3 separate regions of the Mus musculus genome follow, and all the other regions are linked to region 1. The links are chromatin loops, found by intact Hi-C in ENCODE. Cell type or tissue: heart. All regions are shown on one strand.

Region 1 (8,000 bases):
TGTCCACTTCCTTAGTGGTTTGCAGTCTTAAGCATAGAACCAGTGGTAAAGGGAAGTTGGAGTCCCCTTTTGGAGTTCTCAGTCTTGTTAACACAATTAAAGGATGCACTCAAATGAGGCTCAAGTACAGTCTTCTTAGAGGTTAAAAGAAAAAAAAAAAATCCAGGGCAAGCAAGCTATAAAACTCAGCAGCTGCCTGAAGACTGGAGGATAATGGTTAAAGAACAGGAACAAAACCCCACCAAACCAACTCTACCATTTAGGATGGCATAATTAAGCTGGTATGGAAGTCAAACACATTGTGGACAAGCATGCCCATATGCGGGTGAAATCCCAAGTGTTAAGGCAAGCAATGCTTCGAAAGAAAGAAAAGTAGGCAGGCTTATGAAGTTGAATCAGACTTACGAAGTTGAATTCTACAGCACCAGAGGCAGGGATTCTAGAAGGGTCTACAGTACCTCATTCCACCTGTCTCTCTTTGTCATGTCTTAAGGTGAACCTCTCTCTAGGGGTGGGCTCTCAGCCAGGTGATTGACTGATCAGGTCCAACTGGATGGTTAGGGCTTCACCCAGACCAGGGAGGATATTGCTTGGACCCAAGTGTTTTCTTAATGGGCATTTACTGCTTAACTCTAACACCACTTTTAGCTTTCTTTTCTGACATCCCCAGTCCTACAAACTGCCCCTGGCGTAATGTGCTTCCAAGTTCTATTTTGTTGTGAGTTGTTCTTCTTTCACTTTTGTATTACATACATTCATACATCTAATGCTCAACTTAGAACCATGCTCAAACCCTGCCCAGTTCTCTCACTCTCCTCTCACTAAACTGTATTGCCTGCACTGCACACACCTTGTTCTTACCAGTCCTGGCTTCTCTGCTACCACCTTCACCCAAGCTACCACCTCTTTGCTCACCAGCAACAGCCTCTTAATTGGTTTGTCTTTTTGAATTGTTGTCTTCTACAGCTCTTAAAATAAGCAGAATTACCCTTATAAAATACTAATGCCTAAAGTGGTTCAGTGGCCACTGAATCTCATCCATACTAATACTCGGCTCCTTCAATCTTTACTTCATGGCCTTCTCCTAACTGGCTCCACCACCAGGGTCTGGCCCTCTTCTACTGGCTGTACTTTCAAACACAGGTTGGTGCTTTAACATACACTCCCAGTGTCTGGAATGTTCCTCCTCACCTTCATCCATTCCATCCTCTGATTAACATTCAAATGTTTGTTTCTTGCATGGGATACCTACCCTTAGTTACCCTTATTCAGGTACCTTAGTATAATTTATACTTTAAAAAAAAAAAAGTCTCCAGCCCTTAATTTACACTTTTATTCTACTTTCCCCTTTATAGAATAAGCTCTATGAAGATACACTAATATGCCTCACTAACAGTTCTGTAAATAACATGCTAGCCCATATGGGGGCATAATATAGGAAAATGAACTAATGAACGAGATAAATGATCACTTACCGCCCACGTTACACCTCACATCCCTACTCCCATCTCAACACAGCAGAATTTATTTTTTCGATAGGTTTTGACTTTGTATACCTTGGTTGGCTAGAACTCACTATGACCAGGTAGTCCTCAGACTCAGCACAATTCTTGCCCTTCCTTTGTGAAGGCTGAGATTACAAGAGTGTGCTACCAAGCCTGAACTTGAAGTGTATTTAAACCTGCATCACCCTTCTGCTTCAAAGCTGACTGTGGAGACAGGTTGTTGCTCAGCACAAGAACCTCAGCATGGTAAACCAGCAGCTTACATCAGCCTGCAGAACCCCTTAGGCTCTTATCCTCTAACCTCTCCTCTTACTTGTCCCCCAAGCCACTGCACTCAGCAACTCCAACACACTTCTGCTTCTCCTTGAACAGGCTGGATCCCCAGGCCTCGGGAGGTGGGCTTCCCGTGCCTCATGGCACCAGGTACAGAAGATGTCCTCACAGCTAATTTGAAATCTTTCAGTAGTTGCTTCCTCTAGTAGGCCAGTCCTAGCCTCATCTTTAATAACTGCAACCTCCTCCAGCATTTTTCGAATTTCTGTGTGACTCTCCTTCTTCTCACTACAGAACACTAGCTTAGTAAAATAACTAGTAAGGCAGACTACTATACCACCCATCTTCACTATATAGCCCCTCAGAAGTACAGAACAGGTTTTCAATAAATAACAAGCCATATGATGTGTTCAGAGTTTAAGGTAACTACATAAATTATTTTTGGGGTACCATCTGTTAACCATATCATGATTTTTTTTTTCTTTGCAGTGGACTAAAGTAGAGAACCTAGTATCAATACCCTATAAAATGTTAATAAACCACTCTTCTGGTGTTCCTAATATATAGCTACTTCTCTGAAACGAATTTAGGTACAGTTTCTAGGTCCATTTAATTCAATGTCTCCTAATTTGTGACAACCAGAGCTGCTGAGGCTACCAGGTTCAGTAAGATGCTGCCAGCCTCCCCAGCACCCCAGTCAGATGAGACAGAGATGTTACAGCACACAATTACAGACATAAGTACACAACTTCACCAAAACAAAAAGGTATAAGGCAAACCTGACAGAAAAAAACACACAAGATACATCTTAAGGAAAGATGAAGCAGTCAGGGGACGGGCATCCCAGGCCAAGCAAAGCTGCCTATCTGAGCAGTTACAGGAGTGTAAGGACAAGCAGGGGAAGATGGTACAAACACAGGAGTACCTGCTGCTTATGCTGCCATCATCAGCAATTTGGACTTTATTCACTACAGAGGTATCCTGGGATGTCTAAGCTTTATAAACAAGGGGCTGGCAGTGTTTTTATGAGGGACAGAGAGAAAGCTGAAGACTAGGACTGACAAAAAGTTGAGACTGTGAGTACTTGAATTCAAGGATGGTGGTGAGAGAATAACCTCTCTATTCTATGAGGTTAACCTAAGTCTCGAGGAAGGGGTCCTAGGAGCAGCTGATAAGAGCACTTAGCATCAAGACTAATGATCCGAGTTAGGTCCCAGAGCCCACAAGGTGGAAGGAGAGAACCCACTCCCACAAACTGTCCTCTGACCCACAACATGTGTGCCTGGTGCCCAGCTGCCTGGAGTTATAGATGGTTGTGAACTGCCTTGTGGGTGCTGGGAATCGAACCCGGGTCACCTGCAAGAGCAACAAGTGTTCTTTTCTGCTGAATTAAAGCCTAGTTTTTTTGTTTTATCTCAGTGACACCAGGATTTCAGATTTAAGTAGTTGGCGAATGTATTAAACCATATACCTGATAACTCTGAAGGCAAGTCCATGTGTGCTCAAGTAAAACGAGCTAGGAAAAGATGGTATGTGGGTTCAATAGTCAAAGTTCTAGAGATGGTAGCCACTAAATAGATCCTTAAGAGAAGCAATATTTAAGGGTACAGAAAATAGTTTATAAGGGAGAGAATGCGCCACACACTCCAAACTACAGAGGGTCAAGCCTGTAACACTTGTCTTCAGCTTGAAAAATCGCTGCGCCTACACAAAGGTAACAACGTTCAGAAGTGCACTGTAGGGATGGAAAGATGGCTCTGCAGTTGAGAGCACTGACTGCTCTTACATAGGTCCTGAGTTCAATTCCCAGCAACCACATGGTGGCTCACAACCATCTGCAGTGAGATCTGATGCCCTCTTCTGGTGTGTCTGAAGACAGCGACAGTGTACTCACATACATTTAAAAAAAAAAAAAAAGGTCTTCCTTCCCAGCTTAGAGGAAATGAAATGCGCGTTTGTCCTCGTTGTCTAGTTAGACGGTCACCTGGATTCTGAACGTGGACCACAGGTTTGTACAATCCACGCATCTGCTGGTTCCCCCCCCTTTAAAAAAAAACTGCGTATGGCCAGGGACGAGCTCTTCCACGTTCTCCTGCAGGCTTTCGGACCCAACAGGCCGTTCTTTATCAAGCTGCAGCAGAAAACGCCGGACAAATTAACGACAGTCACCACTACGAGAACGACTGCAGTCAGGATCCCAAACAAACGCGCTCTCTTCCGGCCAAGGCGCAGAGGGCCCACCCACTTCCGCACTGCTGACCACGCCCCACAGGCGCGCCTCGCCCCAGCCAATGGTCAGCTTCCCTGGGAACGTTACCTTCAGCCAATCAGAGACGGCGAGCCGAGTCCTCGCGAGAGGTGAGGCTGAAGCTGCCTCCGCCATCTTGAAGATGGGAGACGGGCGACAGCTGTGGTCCTTCTGCTAAAGCAAACCCCACAACGGACAGGGTAGTCACTCCCCCACCCCAACCCCCACCCCACGGCGAGGTGATCGTCCCCGTAACTGCTGACCGACGCCACCGAGAGCGGCGAGCGTTATCAAGGCCGAGCGCGGCGACCCCGACGGCCCCCTTCGCCTGCCTCCCGGGCCGAAGGGAAGTGTGGAGGGCCAGAAGGATGGTGCAGTCCTGCTCCGCCTACGGCTGCAAGAACCGCTACGACAAGGACAAGCCCGTCTCCTTCCACAAGTAGGTAACTGGCGTGCTCCGCGGCCGCGGCGACAGGGGCGCGCGGGCGGGTGGGGGCGGAGCCCGGCGCGTGGCCGCGCGAGACCTGGAGGAGGCGGGGCGGGCGCTCGGGCGCTCAGGGCGGCGGACGGGCCGGGCCGGCGGGGGCGGGGACCCACGGGGGCGCGTCCCCGTGGCTGCGCGCCCCCGCTGCGCATCCCGGGCGCGCGGCGTCTCCGTTGGTCTTGGCCTCCGCTGGGGGCTGAGACCGCGCGCCTTCGCGCTCGCGGAGGGTTTCCGGCGGGCGGGCAAGCGAGCGAGCGACGCCCAGAAGCCTCTCGCAGCCCTGCGTACCTCTTCGTCCCAAGCCGCGGCGTGGCCGTGGCACATAGGGAGGAAGTCGAGCTGGGAACGCACAGGGGGAGGAGGACAGGTTTCGGACCTCACTGTGGATGCCGGGAAGGAAGCAGGGCAGCTGACCGGGATGCCAGGGAGGACTCTTAAGTCCTAGCGTCAAAGAACCAACCTTTAGCATCCATGGGCTTTAGAGGAGGCTCTTGGTATTGTCGAGATGAACCCCTGTCTTTCAACACACAGGAAGAACGAGACGATAGCACACACTTGACTCTGTTGCCGTGGTGAAGGTTAATGTGAGCGAATACCAGCTTTACCCCCACAGCCGTCAGGGCTCGTTCTTGTAGTGGGTGCAGCAATCAAGAAGCCAGGGTGAAAAATACTCTGGAGAGATGGCTCAGCGGTTGAGAGCACTGACTGCTCCTCCAGAGGTCCTGAGTTCAATTCCCAGCAACCACATGGTGGCTCACAACCATCCGTAATGAGAAATGACGCCTTCTTCTGATGTGTCTGAAGACAGCTACAGTGTACTTATATATAATAAATAAATCTTTTTAAAGAGAAAAATAAAAATACTCTCTTGAAAGAAGAAAGTCATAGAATTAGCGTTACTGATGGTGTTTGTTAATGCTAACAGTCCACAAAATGTGACAATTTTTAGGCAGGTAAATTTGTTGTTACAAGTTTTATGTTAGGTTTTGGAGGAATTCCTGACTGTATGCAGATGATAGCTAAGAAATCAGATCCACTGGTAAATTATGCAAGTTATCCATAGCAAAACGATTACAGAAACAAATTTCACAATGGTCTCTCAGATTTTGAGGGGTCAGTAGTGTTCATGTTTAATAATGTTTGCAAGAAAGTAAGACTTGTGTGCTGTTTTCTCTGGGGAATAGGCTAGAATATAGCCTAAACTATGACTTGGTTTTTTGAAATTTCATACATCCTCAGAATGTAGGACTAGATGAGGGAATGGTGACAGGGACGTGCATTCGACTTGCCGCCTCCCTTTCCTATGCTTTATTAAGATGGCCCAGGGAACCTTCAAGTATGCAGACTAGTTAAAAATGGCACACATCAAAAAGACCGTTTCAACTGCTGGGTGTTGGAAAATAAGAACAAGGGCTAACATGAGTCTTAAGCCTTATGTAAGAACAGTAAGTGGCCAAGATCTTGCTTGACAGTTCTGTGCCCCCGTCCTAGGAGACGAGACACTAGGACTTATAAGAAGTTGCCACCATGGTGCTTTGAACTTCTTTTTAGGCATATGCTTTTTCCAGCCTGAACATAGTTGCAGTGGAGAAAGCTGGCTAATATAAAGATAAGCCCTAACACGAAGGTTGGCTAGGTCTTCATGAAGAACAGGATGATCGGGGTCTGGCATACCTTATGTGGTGGAACAGCTAAAGAACAGTAAAGCTAAATTGAAACATTCTATAGCTTTTTCTGATCACTCTAGCGTCTCCCACTGCGTCTTTGATATAGAAAAGCACAGGGCAATAAATATAAAGACTCCCCACTCTGTATGCTGAATTAAGCACGAAAATAAAGTCCTTACCTTCTTTATCACTTGCGTATAATTCAGGCTGTCAGAATGTAGTCTATGTGTTGGACTGACTAAAAAAGAGCTAGAAGTCTCTTTGAGGATATAGACATATGTCCGATTTTTGTTCTTCTATAAGACACAGAATTGCTAGTAAGGCATGAGTAGAAGTGCACTGCACATACTGTCTGTTCTAATTGCACTGTCAAGTGTCTTCGTTATGACAAGGTAAAGCTTCCTGAGGGAGATTGGTAACCAGAACTAATCTCCAATCAGAGTCTCCTTAGGATGGGGTAAGGTAGTTCTTTAGTAAGCCGGAGAGTGTGGGGCTTTTCTTTATCTTTTTAAAGTCAGAGAACTGGATTGTCTCTCCTTAGGTTTCCTCTTACTCGCCCCAGCCTTTGTAAGCAGTGGGAGGCAGCTGTTAAAAGGAAAAACTTCAAGCCCACCAAGTACAGCAGCATCTGCTCGGAGCACTTCACCCCGGACTGCTTTAAGAGGGAGTGCAACAACAAGCTACTGAAGGAGAACGCTGTGCCCACAATATTTCTCTATATCGAGCCACATGAGAAGGTAACGTGGGTTTTTAAGTGCTGGGTTGGTGTTTTTTCCTTTCCCAGTCCTTTCTCTGTTTTCTTTCCTCCCCTCCAGTCTCTTCCCCTCCCATCCCTGTGTGAGACAGAGTCGTAAGTAGTCTGGGCTGGCTTTGAGCTGCTGAGGCTGAATCGGAACTCCTGATCCTCCTGCCTTTACCTTCCAAATTCTACTATCATAAGCATTGGCTTTGGGTGAATGCTGTTTTCATTTCTGAAGCTAATGTGTTCATGGGAAAAATCAGGGAAAGGATAACAAAACAAGTGTATCTGAAACCTATCATTTAGCAGTAGCTACTGTTGGGGCTTAGTGGTTAAGAATATCAGAGGTTAAGAGCACTGATTGCTCTTCCAGAGGTCCTGAGTTCAATTCCCAGAAACCACATGGTGGCTCACAACCATCTGCAATGGAATCCAATGCCCTCTTCTGGAGTGTCTGAAGACAGCTACAGTGTACTCACATAAAATAAATAAATCTTAAAAAAAATAAAAAAATGTGTATTGCTCTTCCAGAGGCCCTGAATTTGATTCCTAACACCTACTTCAAGCAGTCTTCTCATACCCTCCCATCCCCCCACTCCCACAGCAGATATGCCCATGATTAAAATATAAATCTTTCTTTTTTAAGAAAAAAAAAGGCCACTATTAACAATAATACATGTTTTAAAAACAATTCTGCACATTAGAGATCTCACAGTAAATAACTCAGTCTAGTTCTGCTTAAGGTAACGGAAACTCTGTTTCATTTATGTGTTGATAAGCTTCATTTTCATTCCTGGGGATGATTTTCAGATTAATTTTTTTCTGTTTTGGGTGTTTAGTATTTACTTATATCCAACTAAATCACTTTCTCTGTTTCACAAATTCCACTTTAACGTCAGTTAGAAAAGTTGAATTAGGACTGGAAATGCCGCATGGTGGCACACACCTGCAGTCTGAGCACTGCAGAGAACCAACTGCGAGGATTGCCACAGTTGAGGCTAGCCTGGTAAACACTGCCATTTTCCAGGCCAACCTGGACTATACAGTAAGGATGCCCCATTCCCCCATACAAATACAAGGAAAC
Region 2 (8,000 bases), 400 kb before region 1:
TGTACGTATCCTTAAAAGAAAATGTATTTTATATTAGATTCTCTAACAACTGTTTTTAAAGCCAAACTTATTAATGAATTCCAATAAGAAAAATTATTCTCCAAGTTAACAAATTCATTTTAAAACTCTTGGTAGTAAAGTGCTGGAAAACGGATGCAGGGCCTCGCATGTATTAGACCAGCGCTTTACCACGGAACTGTATTCCTAGCTATTCAACAACATCAATATCGATAACAATCTATTTCAAGTTCAATAAAATCAATATATTTCTCAGAGTAAGACTAATTCAAATTAGGGCTAGAGAGATAGACTGGTAGTTAAGAGCACTTGCTGTGCTTGTAGAGGACCTGGGTTCAATTCCCAGTACCCACACAACAGCACACAAGTATTTATAGCTAGAGAGATGGACTGGTAGTTAAGAGCACTTGCTGCTCTTGTAGAGGACCTGGGTTCAATTCCCAGCACCCACACAACAGCACACAAGTATTTATAGCTAGAGAGATGGACTGGTAGTTAAGAGCACTTGCTGCTCTTGTAGAGGACCTGGGTTCAATTCCTAGCACCCACACAACGGCACACAAGTATTTATAGCTCCAGTTCCAGAGGCTTCAATGCCCTCTTCTGGCCTCCTTGGACACTGCACATACAGGGTGCTCTTACAAGCAATTAAACACTCCCTAATTAAAAGAAAGAAAATTTAAACAGCTAGGCATCGTGGCACATGACTTTAGGATCAGCAATCAATCAGGCGGCAGAGGAAGGCAGATCTCTCTTGAGTCTGAGGCTATCCTGGTCTACTTAGCAAGCTCTAGGACAGTCGGGACTTCAAAGAGAAACTCTGTTTCAAAAAAAATTTTTTTTAATCTTCTAAAAATTATGTAAAAGATTGTTTTTGTGGTTATATTTTAGATGTTAACAAGAATTATCATTGGGAAACATTCAATTAATTGATTGATTAACTTATTTGTTAGAGAGAAGCAAGGTTTCACTGTATAGTTCTTGATGTCCTGGGTCTCACTCTGTAGACCAGGCTAGCCTCAAACTCAAGCGCTCCACCTGCCTCTACTTCCTGAGTGCTGGGATTAAAGGCGTGTACCACCACTGCCTGGGTACATTTAAATTTAAAAGGCACAATACCATTTCTAGAAAACTTGAAATCTGAAGTTAAAACTTTAATTTGAAACTAGCCTGCAGAGAGAAATTACATAAAGTATGACATAAAAGCAGGTGACCTCTTCCTGGAAGTTTCACACGGTCTGTTAGAATTGGGACAGAAGGAACGGAGAAAGCAGCGGGGAACCGGACGCAGAGGAATACCTCCAAGACTTGGCTGAAGCTCTCCGAGTAGGGGACATACTTATTGTCTTTGTCTCCCTTGTAAAACCACGTACACCGTCTCACTTCCGATGGCAGCTCGTCCCAGTACACAGCATACCGCATCCGCTCCCCTAAATGAACATCATATCTGCCCCCATCGGTGGGAACAATCCTCTCATTACAATCTTTTCCTATCAAGAATTGCAAAAAAGAAAAGAAGTCCACTATGTCACAACAACTCTCCCAAATACACTTGTAAGTTACAGTCCAAAACAGCCACAGGAGCTGTACACAGGCTCCACTTGGCTACATCAGAAACAGAATTTGGTTCCTAGGTTTTTTTTTTTTTCACTCATCCTTTTTCTTTTTTTTTGCTCATATTTTTTTCATGAGTAATTTTTAGTATTTCAAACCAATTATATTTTAATGAAAAAAGCAAATACTAGCTGAACATTTTTCCTCTTCTAAGACAATAATGCCTCTTATACACACTTATACACACACACTCACAGTCTCATACAGATACATACATAGATTTTTTCTGAAGTTTTTACTTGGATTAAAGGCAAATTAATAGCAATTATGATATATCCTCACTAACACTTTGTTACATGAGAACAAAAGCGACATGTTAGCTCAGTCTGCAATGTGACGACTCTACACACAAACTTTCTGACTAAAAAGTCAAACACAAGCTAGAATAGAGAAAAATACTTGATAACTATGCAGAAATTTAATACAGTTTTAAAAGGATGAAAATGGTGTAATTCTGAAATTTCATGTTAGTGGCTATCACAGTAGAGGATATTACTTGTTAGTTTTTATTAGAGTCATCAGTTTCTTCCTACCAGAGCCATATGCGTCTTCCAGCTGCTGTGAATCCTCAGAGTTGAAAGGAATCCAGAGCTCCTTGGAATCTAGTACCTTACAATAAAACCAATGTGGAGAAACGGGTTCATAGGAACTACTGGCGTCCATGTCTATGAGTTCGAAGGAACTACAAGAGTTCGGGGATGGGGACGGATCTGACTGAGACAGCTGCTCCTGGTGTGATTCCCCCGATGACATTTCGCTCTAGAAGACAAAATAAAAAAAACTATCAGGAGAATTATTTTGCATCTATTAACACTGTAATGTTCATATGCTCAATAACCATTTTTGGAAGCTGTTCTTGAAAACAGCAATATTTAAAAGCTACATAATTTTTATACACACACAATTATTTGGGGAGAGAAACAAAATGTTCAGCTCCATCATTCTATACTGAGCTTCCAATTCTCCTTAGAAAACTAAAAAATGTCTAATCATACAACAAGCTCTTTAGAAAACCCAGAAATGTCAAGAAACACACGGTCAAAACTGATTGCAACAGGGTGTTTTACCACAATTTTCACAATAAAAGTAGCAGCACCAGCGAAGGCTGGAAATTTCCTACCTCCAGGTGTGCACACTACAAACCATTTAGTGTGTCAGACAGTAATAACAGGTAGGTTTAAGGCCCCAGGCTCTATTGTACATTTCTAATTACACACACATTTACATAACTATTGGAATCTTACTATACAGAAAACAGAACTAATCGCTTAAGAACCATTTTGGCTGATCCTCCCAGTGTGCTTCAATACGGGCTCTGGTACATTTAACGCCCAAACAGAAACTTTGCCTGCAGGCTATAGCTGCGCATCGACCCACCGAGACGCAGAGCCAGAGTTTCGGATGAAAAGTGACAAATGACCTCAACTGCCCCCGGGGCGATGGATGTCGGGCGAGTTCCCACCGACCCCAGCACTAAAGCACCCGGCGGACTAGCGCTGCAGACATAGAAGCAGAACCCAAAAGCCCAGGACGGGAGATGGACGAGCGGCATCGCTGCACCGGGCACGGTCGGACCGCACAGCTCAGGAACCAACACTCCCCGGGCCTCCCCGTTATCCTCCCGAGACCTCGGCCTGCTCCCGCCGCCAGCTCGGGGCTCCGAGTTCGGGATCTAGGAGAGCAGCCGAGCCGTCCACGGATGCCCCGGGATACCGTGCACACTGGAGCCTCTCCACCCCCGGCTCGCCCCGGCCCAGGCTCCCGCGCGGACCTGGACTCGCTCGTCCACACCGCCGCTCGCGCTCTCAGCCCTCGCGGAGGGAGCCCGGGCCACATCGCCGCTGCAGCCTACCTCCCAAGCCGGGCGGGGCGGACGGGCGGAGCCTGCGGCCGCGCCCCAATCCCCACACCGCGGGCTCCTCAGCGCTCCAGCGGAGGAGAGCAGTGCGCCCGCGGAGGCTGCGCTCCCGGTGAGAGCCGGAGGCGCAGAAAGATCCTCCGAAGTGTCGCGAGATGTGCGGTGAGGACTGGGGGACTCGCGCGAGACCTGGCTCCTCCTGCGGGCAGACGTCGGGCGCCGGGCACGCGCCGGGCACGCGCTAGGGGCGTGGGGGACACGCACGGGAGGCCTTGCCTGCGCTGAGGCTTTGAAGGAGGAAAATCGGACCTTCTGACCCCTCATGGGTCCCGGCAACCCCGGTGGGCAGGACTGGGGTGACTGAAGGCTCTGTCTGTCTGTCTGTCCTCCATTCCCTCCCTCTATTTGGATTGAGAGGCTGTCAAAGTTATCCCTAAAGCCTAAGAGGTGAGTCTGACAGAATACGGATGCTGTAAGAGGCAGCAAATGAGGTTTTTGTTTGTTGGCTTTTTTGTTTTTTGTTTTTGACCTAGTTGATGTAGGGTGATGGCGGTGGCTATTCACGTAAGCCCAGCGCTCTGGAGACTGGCAGGGCTAGAGATGCGGATTGTCGCTGGAGCGCCTGACTAGCAGGTGCCACGGGAAGGAAAGACAAGAGGCTTTGCTGGTTTCTAACTTGATTATAAGACAAGGCTTCGAGATTTTTTTTTTCCCCCAGAAACTGAGAAGGAACAAAACGTGGACTTTTTTTTTTTTTAAAAAAACCACATAGTCTCTGCAAGTCAACACCTACACACCAATATCTGCACGTTAATGTAACACCATTTTTTGTGTGATTTTTTTTGTTGTTGTTTTGTGATGGCCTTGCTATGAAGCCCCATATTGGTCTCCGACCTTTAAAAATTACTACATTTATATATTTGTCTGTGTGTGTGTGTTAGGGTTTCTGTTCCTGCACAAACATCATGACGAAAAAGCAAGTTGGGGAGGAAAGGGTTTATTCAGCTTACATTTCCACATTGCTGTTCATCACCAAAGGAAGTCAGGACTGGAACCCAAGCAGGTCAGGAAGCAGGAGCTGATGCAGAGGCCATGGTGGGATGTTCTTTACTGGCTTGCCTCACCTGGCTTGCTCAGCCTGCTCTCTTATAGAACCCAAGACTACCCGCCAGGGATGGTCCCACCCACAAGGGGCCTTTCCCCCTTGATCACTAATTGAGAAAATGCCTTACAGCTGGATCTCACTGAGGCATTTCCTCAAGGGAGGCTACTCTCTCTGTGACAACTCCAGCCTATGTCAAGTTGACACACAAAACCAGCCAATGCAGTGTGTGTGTGTGTGTCATGTATGTGCTGCTTCATGTGTAGAATTCAGAGAATAACTTTCAGGTATCAGCTCTCCTTTCACTGTAGGGGTCCTGGGAATCAAACTCATGCCTTGTCCCAAGGGATTGTGCGTGCAGTCACGCTAGGCCACACTGGAAACCCTCCCCCCATTTGGGGGGCAGGAGCAGGGTGTCCTTAACACTGATATTTTAAAACATTTTAGATTTATTTTACTATGTGTGTATATAATGTGTGTGTCTGGTGCCTGTGGAGGTCAGGAGGCAGCAGATCCCCTGGAACTGGAGTTTCAGGTGATGGTAACTCTGGTTCTGGGAGCCAAATCCTTCCCATGCAAGAGCAACAGATGCTCTGTCGGGTCAGCTCTTCAAGCCTTAGACCTTACTTTTTATTCTGCAGTGCCAGAGATCAACTTCAGAGCCTTGGGTGTGCTAGCCTCCTGCGCTACACACGGAGCCCCCAGAATGATGCGGCTTCTTAGGGTGCAGTTTGGAATCTGAAAACATAACGGTTTTTTTCATAACCCATCAAAATATATCATTAGGGGGCTGGTGAGATGGCTCAGTGGGTAAGAGCACCCGACTGCTCTTCTGAAGGTCCAGAGTTCAAATCCCAGCAACCACATGGTGGCTCACAACCATCCTTAACGAGATCTGACTCCCTCTTCTGGAGTGTCTGAAGACAGCTACAGTTTACTTACATATAATAAATAAATAAATCTTTAAAAAAAAAACAAAGTATATCATTAGAATATATCTACCTTGGACTTGTGAGTTTTGTTATTGCTTTAGTTGTAAAGCCGATTTTCATTGTCTTTTGAGCTAGTAGCTTAGGTATCCCAGGCAGGCCTCAGACTCATTATGTAGCTAAAGATGGCCGTGGCCCTTGAACTGTGATCCTCATGAAAGTGGTTTTGCTTTTGTTACTCTTGGAAGCAGCTCCAAAATCTCCATCATCCAGGGGCCCTCTTTATGAACTCTGGTCACTCCATGTGCCTGCTCTGAACTTCGAACACAAAAGTAGTTAGCACACTATCTACCATGAATAGTAGTAGTTCATAGTCCTACCAAGGGAGATAACAGAGAACTTTATCTTAGTGGATGCTATAAAAGAGTCAGACACTACATACATTGACAGTAATCAAATACGCAGGTGTGTATCCGAAATCCTCTTTTCAGGGGGTCTTTGGCAGGACGGAAGAATCTGCTGTGTATGTGTATTTAGCATCTGTATTTTAAATAAATGCTCCGTGAGATTTAGATGCAAGTAGTTTGGATCTGTACTTTGAGAAACACACTGCCTCAAACAGAATAAATTAGGTTCATCCAAAGGCCCAGGAAGTAGCTAGTTTTAGGCAAATATTTATAATAGCTCTCATTAATAAGAGTTCACTTAGGTTTTCTAGCTACTCTTTGCGTATAAATCTTTTTGTTAAATATTTATTTCGGGTTTTTTTCACTATTTCATTGTTTTTAGTTGTATGTCTCTGTGTATATCTGGGTGCCCACAAAGGCTAGAGAGTCACAGGTGGTTGTGAACTCCCTGGTGTGGGTTATGGGAATTAAACCCACACAGTCCTTTTCCTGAGCATGTGTTCCTAACCACTGAGCCATCTCTTTTGTGCGTGCGTGTGTGTGTGTGTGTGTGTGTGTGTGTGTTAAAGGTAAACTATGAAACAGGCTTCTACTTTTTCCCTTTCAATATTCTAGTGCAGAGATGAGATAAATATTTTGGGTCCTGTGGCCACAGGTCTGTGTTGCAGTTAATCCACTGGCCTGCTGGCAACAGGAAAGCAGCAGAGACACCATGCAGACTAACAGAGGTAGGGAGTTGACTTTGGCCTCAGGTAGTTGCTGATGCGAGATCTAGAACAAAAGGTTAAGAACAGTAGCCAGTACGGTGCCTAGAGAGGTTTACATGCAATGTTGAAACTGCTAGATAACAATTATCATTCCCACTTCTTTCCAGAATAAGCCCTATTTTGTTTTATTAAGTGTTTTAAATATTCACTTATTTTTTGTGTGGAGATAGGCATGACCCAGTGTATGTGTGGAGCTCAGAGACAACTTGTGGGAGTCTGTTGTCTCCTTCCTCTTTCGGCAGTTTGAATGGTAATGGCCACATAGGCTCATTGAATAGTTGGCCCCCAGTGGGTGAAATTGTTTGGGAAGCATTAGGTGGGATGGCCTTGTTGGAGGAAGTCAGCCATGGGAGGCCTGCTTTAAGGTTTCAAAAGCTCATTCCCAGTTCTCTCTCTACCTTGTGCTTGTAGCTCAAGTTGTGAGCTCTTGGATACTGCTCTAGCACCATGCCTATTCACCCACTGCCATTCCTTGACAGGAAGGCCATGGACTCTAACCCTCTATATCAAGCCCCAAATAAATTCTTCCTGTGAGTTGCCTTGGTCATGGTATTTTATCACAGCAATAGAAAAGTAAACAAGACGCACCTTTAGGTGGACTCTGAGGATTGAACTCAGGTCATCAGGCTTAGCAGCAAGCCCCTTTACCTGCTGAGCCATCTCACTGGCCCTCAATCCATTTTGACTTAGGAAATTTTCAACTTATAATTGGTCAATAAAGTAAGTCATGTACATTTACAAGATGAAGAAAAACATTTTAAAAGAGTTCCTTTACAGGGTAGAAATCTGACAGATACTATTCTAGCCAGTAATTAAGGCATCAACATCCACAGTGTCATGTTGGTAGTATATATATGGCATATATATAATATATATGAGATATATATATATATGTATAGTATATACATGAATATAGATGTGTGTATACAGTATATTTGCATACTATAATATATATTATACACATGTACATATATATATATATATTATATACACACACACACACACACATATTTCACCTTGATAAGACTGATGAGGGGGCTAGCGAGCTTTGTGCCTTTTCTTCTTCAAACTCATAGCTCCGGTCTAATTAGGACCATATCTGACAATATCAATGGAAGGCATAAATCACACATATATAGGTAACTACAAAATAGTTCAGGTGGTAGTCCCAGACTAGCATAAACAAGTGAAGCCAGAGAAATAGCGCAGCTAAGAGACACCCCTAAGGAAACATACTGTGTGGACTCATGAAAGAAAAAACAGATTATCAGGTAAATACCAAGGAAGGCCATTATAAATGTCCCA
Region 3 (8,000 bases), 560 kb before region 1:
TTTGTTTTTTTGGTTTTTCGAGACAGGGTTTCTCTGTATAGCCCTGGCTGTCCTGGAAGCCACTTTGTAGACCAGGCTGGCCTCGAACTCAGAAATCCGCCTGCCTCTGCCTCCAGAGTGCTGGGATTAAAGGCGTGTGTCACCACGCCTGGCTAACTTTTTTCTTTTTTAAACTGACATTGAGACAGGGCTTATATAGCCCTGGCTCTCCTGGAACTTGCTGGTAGACCAGGCTGGCTTGGAATTCAGAGATCTGACTGCCTCTGCCTCCCTACTGCTGAGATTAAGGTGTGCACCATTAAAACTATACTGGGAACCAAAGCCAAAAAAAAAAAAAAAAGTTCACATATGCTAGGCAAGTGTTCAAATAGCTGAGTTGTGCTCAATCATTGAACATATTCTTATGAAAAATATCAGTAAGTTAATTCTGAAGAGTAATTTGCTATAGCAAGTTCCAAGTTCTGAAACTATTAATGTAAACATCTAGTGGCCAGTGAGATAGTTCAAGGGTGTAAAAGCACTTGCTGTCAAACCCTGGTTAAATCCTTGGGACCCGGATGGTAGAAGGATAGAACTGACTTTCATAAGATGCCCTGTGATCTCCAAAAGGGTGTCAGGGGCATGCTCTTTTTGAGTAGTTAAGCAACAAAAAGATTTAAAATGTCTTATTAGAAAAAGTATCTATTCAAAAACATATTTCTGTCAGGGATGATATGACAGTACTGTCTCTACTCTCATAAAGTAGCCGAAGCTCTGACTGTTAGCTACTCTACTGACAACCAAGAACATTTTGATGAAACAACTTCATAGTCCCTGTGAGGATTAACCAATCAGGTGATACTGTTTTGTCCATGTGTCTATAGATTCCCTCAAAGGGATGAAATATAATCTCCCTGAAATTACTCAAGAGACTTTGAAAAATAGGAATTAGAATTGAGCACTTCGACCAATGGTTTTTATATTCTAATCCTGTAGTTAAGCTAGAACATAAATAAAACACAGCCAAGTAGAGATAGCACCAAGCAGCCAGTCAGTCAAGAGTGGTGCACACCTTTAAACCCAGCACTCAGGAGCAGAAGTGGGCAGATGCCTGAGTTGGAGGCCACCTTGGTCTAGAGTGAGTTCCAGGACATAGATACAAAACAAACAACAAAAACAAAACCCCAAGACAAACAAAAAGAAAAAGAAAGGAAGGAAGGAAGGAAGGAAGGAAGGAAGGAAGGAAGAAAAAAGAAAGAGAAAGAAAAAAGAAAGAGAGAAGGGGAGATTTTTGTTGTTGTTCTTGGCTAAAGGATGGCCTTTTCCCATTCTTTAATGCAATTTTTAAACATATCAAAATATAGCCTATAAATGGACAAAAGGAAAAATATACAATGAATGTGGCAAGTGGTGAGTGTTCAGTTAATCTTCTGAATGCACAAGTGAGATGACAAGGGACCTTAGACTGGAACATGTCCTGGGCTAAGCTTGTTTAAGAGCCATTTTACTTTTCCTTACACCTGAGGTCCTCGTGTAATCTTCATCAATAACAGAAATGCCACTCTAAAACTGTCTCATCTATTTTCCTCTATCATGTATTTCCAAAATTACTCAGCTTACATTCTAAAGCAGTTCAAATTAAAATATGTTCTTCCTTGAAATGTATTGAAAACTCAGCAAGGTTTTCTGTACTAAGCCAATCTTTTTGTTTTGTTGGTTACTTCCTTTATTTATTTATGTATATTTTTGAGACGGTCTTGATATGTAGCCCAGGCTGGCCTTGAACTCAGAGACCAGCCTGCCTCTGTCTCCTGAGTGCTGGGACTAAACGCATTTGTCACCACGTCTTTTACAACACATGTTTTTCATATAGATGCATGAGTTTATATACATTTTTTTTTGTGGGAAACTCCAAGCCTTACCTTGTCCAGAAAATAGCTAAGAATGAATTATAACTGTAGAAGGCCATGTTTATTTTTTTTGTTTCAACTAACCAACACAGAGACCTAGGCAAAAGAAGCAAACAATTTAGTATTTTAAAAAGGAATCAATTAAACATGAGAATTTAGGTGGTTTTTTTTTTTTTTTAAGAAAAACTAAGGCAAAGAGAGAGATTTGCATATTCAAGGTGTAAAATTTCCTTCAAGTTCATTTACAAAAGCCTCAGTATTTTCTTAGCTCTGGATTTGAAAATGGTACTTTTTCGATCCAAACACACAGAAATGGGTTCTAAGAAGATGATCCTGAAGACGATGTGGCCTCCAAAGGCTTTTTTTTTTTTAATTTTTTAAATTTCTGGTCAATAGTGTCTAATAATCTGCTGCGACGGTTAAAAGGAGAAAGACATCTTTATCTGTAACCAGAAAATACAAGTAGAAAGTAAGCACCCTGGATTCATTTACCACCAACCCAAAAGTCTAAAAGTTCTCACTAATTTCATGTGGGAACAGCGAAGACATAATGGTATCTACTAAAGGCTCAAGCGCAGATGCAGAATCTCCAGAGTCCGAACTAAGCTCTGTACCTTTAACTAAAACCGTTCTCCACCCCGAGCCGCTTCTCAGCTACTGGCATAACACTGCGATCTCGCAATCGTGCCGGAAGGAGGTTCCCCAGGCCCTCAACCCCACCCTATGGAAACCTCAGCTAAAAAGTAAACATCGCGAACCGGGCACAGCACCTCGGAAACCAGCCCCACCGCGGACAGCGCTCCTCCGGAGGGAGGCCGGGCCTGTTGCGGAGGCTCCCCAGCCCTTGGCCCCGGGGCTACGGGCCACTCCCAGGCAGTCTGCCCGGCGTTTCGGGGGAACCCCACGCCCAGCGCTGCGGGGTTACCTCTGCACCCCGCGCTCGCCGCACCGGTGCAAAAGGCGCCCTCGGCTCTCGGCCGGTAGTCTCCGCGGAAAGTGGGGAGGACTGCGGTGGGTCTGGGGATTGTTGGAGTGGGGTCAGGTACACCGTAGGGGAGAATGTCCAAAGTTTAGGGGAGAGATCGGGGTTGACGGGAGACGCCGAGGGAGCCCTTGTCCGCTGCGAGGTGACTAAGGCCCCAACCCTACCTTCCCAATTCCTCCCCGCCCCCACGCTAAAGGGGCCGGAAGCCCAGTCTCCATGGTTCCACCTCCTGCGCCTCGCCCTGTGACGTCACTCCGAGTGACGCCACTACCATCCAATGAGCTCTCAAATCCTGGGACTGGCTCGCGTCCTTCACGGCAGCCGCGCGGAAGGCAACAAGGTCCCCCGCACGAGCCCGCGAAGTCACTTCTGGGTCGGAGTTAGTTGAGGCAGCGTCTGTACTACAGGACCAAAGCTGCGTCCCCCCCCCCCCCCTGCCTGCCCACATTCTGTAGTCTAGCCAACTCCTCGAGAACTCCTTGAATGGAGGCCCTACCAGAGTAAGGTCTGATAGTAGCCTTTGTAACCCAAATTGGAGTCACTGATGACATCACTTTGATGATTCCGTTCCTCACCCTTTAGTCTCCGAAACTGCCTAGAGGTCTTGGGTTGGCGAAGGAGGTTGTGAGGTCCTGGTGGCAGAGGGGCAGCACTGAGAAAAAAAAAAAAAAAAAAAAAAAAAACCTTTCTTCTGCGGGGTCGAAGGCTGGAATGCTTCTGAAATCTTCATACGGAATTTGATTTTTCTCTTTAAAAAATGGTTTCATGTTGTCGCTTATCATTAGTTGTGTAGAAATCTCAACATTCAAAAATATATTCTAGAGTACTTGTTAAATAAGATAGGCATTGTGGGTTTGAGGACGTTTACGTTCCTAGGGCGGGCAACTAGCCATCTTGGGAAAGTTAAAGTTCTGAAAGCATTCTTGTTCCTATTTATCTGTTTTTTTTTTTTTCAATTTCTTTTTATTTTGCGGGGTTCTTATGTAACACGGGCTGGGCTGGAACTCAATAGGTAGTAGCAGAAAGTGGTCTTGAACCCTTGAACCACCTGCCTGCCTCCCCAGTGCTTAGTTACAAGTGTGTACCACTGCAGCCATCTTTGACTCTATATTTTAGTTTGCTTGCTTATTTATTTATTTAGAGACAGGGTTTCACGATGTAGGCCTGGCTGGCCCAGAACTCGTTATGTAGACCAGGCTTGCCTTGAACTCACAGAGATTCATTTGCCTGGTCCTCTAAATTGCTCAGATTTAAATGTGTGCACCACCATGCCTGGCTCGAGCTTTCTTCAACTTTTCTGAGAACTCTGATGATAAAATTATGAGCTGTACAAAATAGAATAAGTTTTGAGGGCTGGGCATGGTAGTGCATGCCTTTTATGCCAGTACTTAATAGACAAGACTGGCAGATCTGTGTGAGCTCAAGGTCACTCTGGTCTACAAAGTGAGTTCCAAGACAGCCAGGGCTACACAGTGGGATCCTGTTTCAAAAGAACTAAAAAAGAAAAGAAAAAAAGAAATGGAGGCCGTTTTTAATCCTAAAAAAAAAAAAAAAAAAAAAAGTATATTTCAACTAACCGAATGGACTACTTAAAATAAGCAAAACTTTTCAGTTTGGCCACTAGGGGTCCCTTTGTGCATGTCAGGCAATTTTCCACTAGGGGTTCTGTTTCACAGTCTGATCATAAAGAATTGAAATTTACAAAACTTAACTCCTCCTTCCCCGCCTTGAGACAGGGTCTCACCATGTAGCCCTGGCTGGCCTGGAACTCACTGTGTAGACCAGGCTAGTCTCGAACTCACTGAGATCCTCCTGGCTCCTGATTAAAGAGCTTATTATGTCCCATAATAAAGAGATTATGTCCCATGCTAAAGCTTCCCTCTCCTTGTTTTCTCGCTCTGATAATTCCAAGCTCTACAGTAATTATTTTAATATTTGTCAAATGCAAAAACATTCTTATCATTTTACAATGAAATATCTTATGGAAAAATTCTTATCCATGAATTATATTCACTTACAAGCAGGTACAGTAAAATGTATTATTTAAAAGCCAGATGAACTATCCCATACCCAGTATTTGAAACATAAAGAAGATTTTTTAATCTGGTCACAAGTTAACAATCCAGTTCTTTTAAGAAGGGTTGGGGGGATAAGAACCCTGATGAGACCCATTTGTTCAAAGCAATGAATACTTTCTCCAGGTTTGTATACTTTATCAGGTTTGACAATTTGGTGTTTAGGATAAATTGAATATATTTTTACCACCATAACCTGGAGAAACCTCTTCTGCTTCTGTCTTGATAAGCTGTTTGCTCGTTTGCTATTGAAAAGAGTAAGCATGGTTTGAACCTCAGAATAGGTTAGATGATGGAAACATAAAGTATTATGTGTGGGTAAATTGGGGAAGGAGGATTTCTGGGTCTAACAAGACTTAACAGATGAACAGTAAAGTGGTCTAAGGAGGTAGCTCATCTGAAAAGGTGCTTGCAGTGCCACTGATGATGGGAGTTCAAGCCCTGTAATACGGTGCAAGTCTGGAGCTAGCTCCCACAAGCACTCCTCTCATATTTGCACACACACAAAATAACACAAAAATCAACACTATTGTTCCTGTGCATGGTGGCACACACTTTAATTATAGCACTTGGCAGGCAGAGGCAGAAATTATATTAGGTTGAGGCCAACCTGGTCTTCACAGGAAGTTGAACAGCCAGGGACCCTGTCTCAAAAAAAAAAAAAAAAAAAAAAAAGACTTTTCAGGGCAATTGTGGTGCATGCCTTTGATCCAAGCACTAGGGAGGCAGGTGGATCTCTGAGTTCAAAGCCAGCCTGGTCTACAAAGGGAATTACTCCAGGACATCCAGGACTGTTACACAGAGAAATTCTGTCTCCAAAAACCAAAATAGAGACCAAACCAAAATAATAATAATAATGATAATATCATCAATGGAATTATTTTCATGATCACTTTTAGTATGAGTGCCCATTAAAATCAGTGAACTGCAGAGATTTTTCTAAAATTCTGAGGAGGTGGGCTGGAGAGATGGATCAATGGTTAAGAGCACTTGTTCTTGCTGAGTGCAAGGGTTTGATTCCTAGCACCCAAGAGGTTGCTCACAACCATCCATAACACCAGTTCCAGTAGATCTGACACCTTTTTTTGACCTTTTCGGGGACATGGCATGCACAAGGCACACAGATATATATGTGAGCAAAACACTGATAAACATAAAAATATAAAATATTAAAAACAGTTCTGAGGCAGGGCAGTGGTGGTGCATGCCTTTAATCCCAGCACTTGGGAGTCAGGGGCAGGTGGATTTCTGAGTTCAAGGCCAGCCTGGTCTACAGAGTGAGTTCCAGGATAGCCAGGGATACACAGAGAAACCCTGTCTCGAAAAGACCAAAACAAAACAAAAAACAAAAAACCCGCCGGGCGTGGTGGCGCATGCCTTAATCCCAGCATTTGGGAGGCAGAGGCAGGCGGATTTCTGAGTTTGAGGCCAGCCTGGTCTACAAAGTGAGTTAGTTCCAGGACAGCCAGGGCTATACAGAGAAACAATGTCTCGAAAAACAAAACAAAAACAACAACAACAACAAAAAAAAAACCAAAAAAAAAAAAAACAAAAAATTCTGAGGTGGTATTTGAAACACATCAGGAAATTTCCTTTAATGGTAGCAAATGTAGTCTCTATGGAGAGGAGGTTGACACTTTTTTTGTTTTGTTTTGTTTGTTTGTTTGTTTTTCGAGACAGGGTTTCACTGTATAGCCCTGGCTGTCCTGGAACTCACTTTGTAGACCAGGCTGGCCTCGAACTCAGAAATCTGCCTCCGGAGTGCTGTGATAAAAGGCGTGCACCACCACGCCCGACTGGAGGTTGACACTTTGTAGTGACAGGGTTCGGTAATTCTCAGAACAGAAAGCAAGAGTGTATCGGTTTCCTCATTTGATGGCTACGTATGTTTCCTTTGTAAGTTCTCGTTTCTGGGTTGGACCTTCTAAGTAATTACCAGGCCCCAAGAAACTACATCTGCACACCCCTTCAAGACTGTTTACCCGGCCCTGTCACTGGATCACTCGTATTTCCTAGAATGGGAAGGGCAAGGGGTTTGCAGAGGACTGCCTCCCTTCCTCTCACTCTCCGGTGATCGCTCTGGGACAAATATCCCCACGTCACTCAGTGCGGAGCTCTGGCCCGGAGCAGCGCAGGGCCGGGGCACGTGACCCGCCCGCAGTCCTCGCTGTGGCCCGCGGCCCGGGATGCAGTCGCGCTGACGTCCTCCCGGCTACCCACAAGCCTCTGTACCCCGGTGCGGGCAGGAAGAGGGCAACCGGGTCCAGTGGCTGCCCGGGAGATCGGGGTGCCTTCTGTTGCTGGACGCGGACTGCCCGGCAACCCCCGGGCACACTGGCGGCTACCGGTCTCTCTCCCGGGGAAGGAGACTGCCCCGGCTCGGGCTGTCGTCCTAACGTGCTGGCCCGTGTCTGGGACGCCGGGGCCAGGGCGCTCTGCTGACAGCTGTCAGGCTGTCAGTGACTCCCGGGCACTCCCCGGTCTGCGTCACCGCGTACCGGTCATCAGGTTCTTCCTAACATCTAGGAATGGTAGCGCAGGGCCACTCGAGTACCATATGGCGTCTAGTACGTGCTGCCGTTTAGTAAGTATTAGCCTCGCAGGCCCGACCTGGCTGCCCCTCCGCACCAGCCCTTCCTGTCCCTCTGCCTCATCGCCTGCGGTCTCGCGTCTGCTCCAGACTCTCGCGCGCCCCTCCTCTCCGCGGCTGACGAGCCTCTTCCTCCTTCGCTCTCAGCGCCGAGCTCCGGACTGCATTTCCCGGCAGGCGCCGCGGCCAGTAGCCAATAGGAGACCTAGGATTTGGCGGCGGCGGCGCCGAACGGGGCGGGGGGGCTTTGTGCGCGGAGGCGGCGGCGGCGGCGGCGACGGCGGCGGGAGCTGGCGGCGCGGAGATCCGGACGGAGGCCGAGACCGGGGCTGGGTTGCCGGGTGTCTGCTGGGAGAGGTGTGCAGCTTTCGATCAGAACCCTGGGACCCTGCTGCCCTTCGGGGCCGCCAGCCTCCGGCTCCTCTCCGGCACCAGCAGCTACGCGGCGACCCCCGTCCGGC

Evidence for each region. Hi-C counts contacts between places; a loop is a spot of excess contacts. Peaks named below come from ENCODE experiments on the same cell type or tissue, not always from the same donor. Only the 100,000 strongest peaks of a DNase experiment are listed, where the experiment ranks them.
Region 2: a loop joins it to region 1, with 2.8 times the contacts of the local background. A loop is called at or near these places in 17 of 42 quality-filtered maps.
Region 3: it touches region 1 in a loop (2.7-fold over the local background); 4 of 42 quality-filtered maps call a loop at or near these places.

What each region holds. Positions count from the first base shown.
Region 1 is chr8:26,154,057-26,162,056 of GRCm38, forward strand. It overlaps Thap1 (THAP domain containing, apoptosis associated protein 1), which reads left to right and starts at 4,113. Exons shown (of 3, transcript NM_199042.2): 1 at 4,113-4,465; 2 at 6,719-6,914. The coding sequence starts at 4,395. In heart, a CTCF peak has its summit at 3,640 (motif pointing left); DNase peaks (open chromatin) are centred at 4,065 and 4,655; H3K4me3 peaks cover 2,501 bases; H3K27ac peaks cover 1,989 bases.
Region 2 is chr8:25,750,783-25,758,782 of GRCm38, forward strand. Ddhd2 (DDHD domain containing 2) reads right to left here and starts at 3,498. Exons shown (of 18, transcript NM_028102.1): 1 at 3,404-3,498; 2 at 2,166-2,391; 3 at 1,318-1,508; 4 at 1-10. The coding sequence starts at 2,385. It overlaps Gm17484 (predicted gene, 17484), which reads left to right and starts at 3,698. Exons shown (of 2, transcript NR_154462.1): 1 at 3,698-3,937. In heart, a CTCF peak has its summit at 3,592; a DNase peak (open chromatin) is centred at 3,639; H3K4me3 peaks cover 1,865 bases; H3K27ac peaks cover 1,527 bases.
Region 3 is chr8:25,594,461-25,602,460 of GRCm38, forward strand. It overlaps Letm2 (leucine zipper-EF-hand containing transmembrane protein 2), which reads right to left and starts at 3,036. Exons shown (of 11, transcript NM_001364069.1): 1 at 2,815-3,036; 2 at 1,902-1,985. The coding sequence starts at 1,948. D830025C05Rik (a long non-coding RNA gene) reads left to right here and starts at 2,023. Exons shown (of 1, transcript XR_003947362.1): 1 at 2,023-4,747. It also overlaps a transcript of Nsd3 not described here. In heart, a CTCF peak has its summit at 4,511 (motif pointing right); DNase peaks (open chromatin) are centred at 2,651, 3,131, 7,111 and 7,731; H3K4me3 peaks cover 3,109 bases; H3K27ac peaks cover 2,923 bases.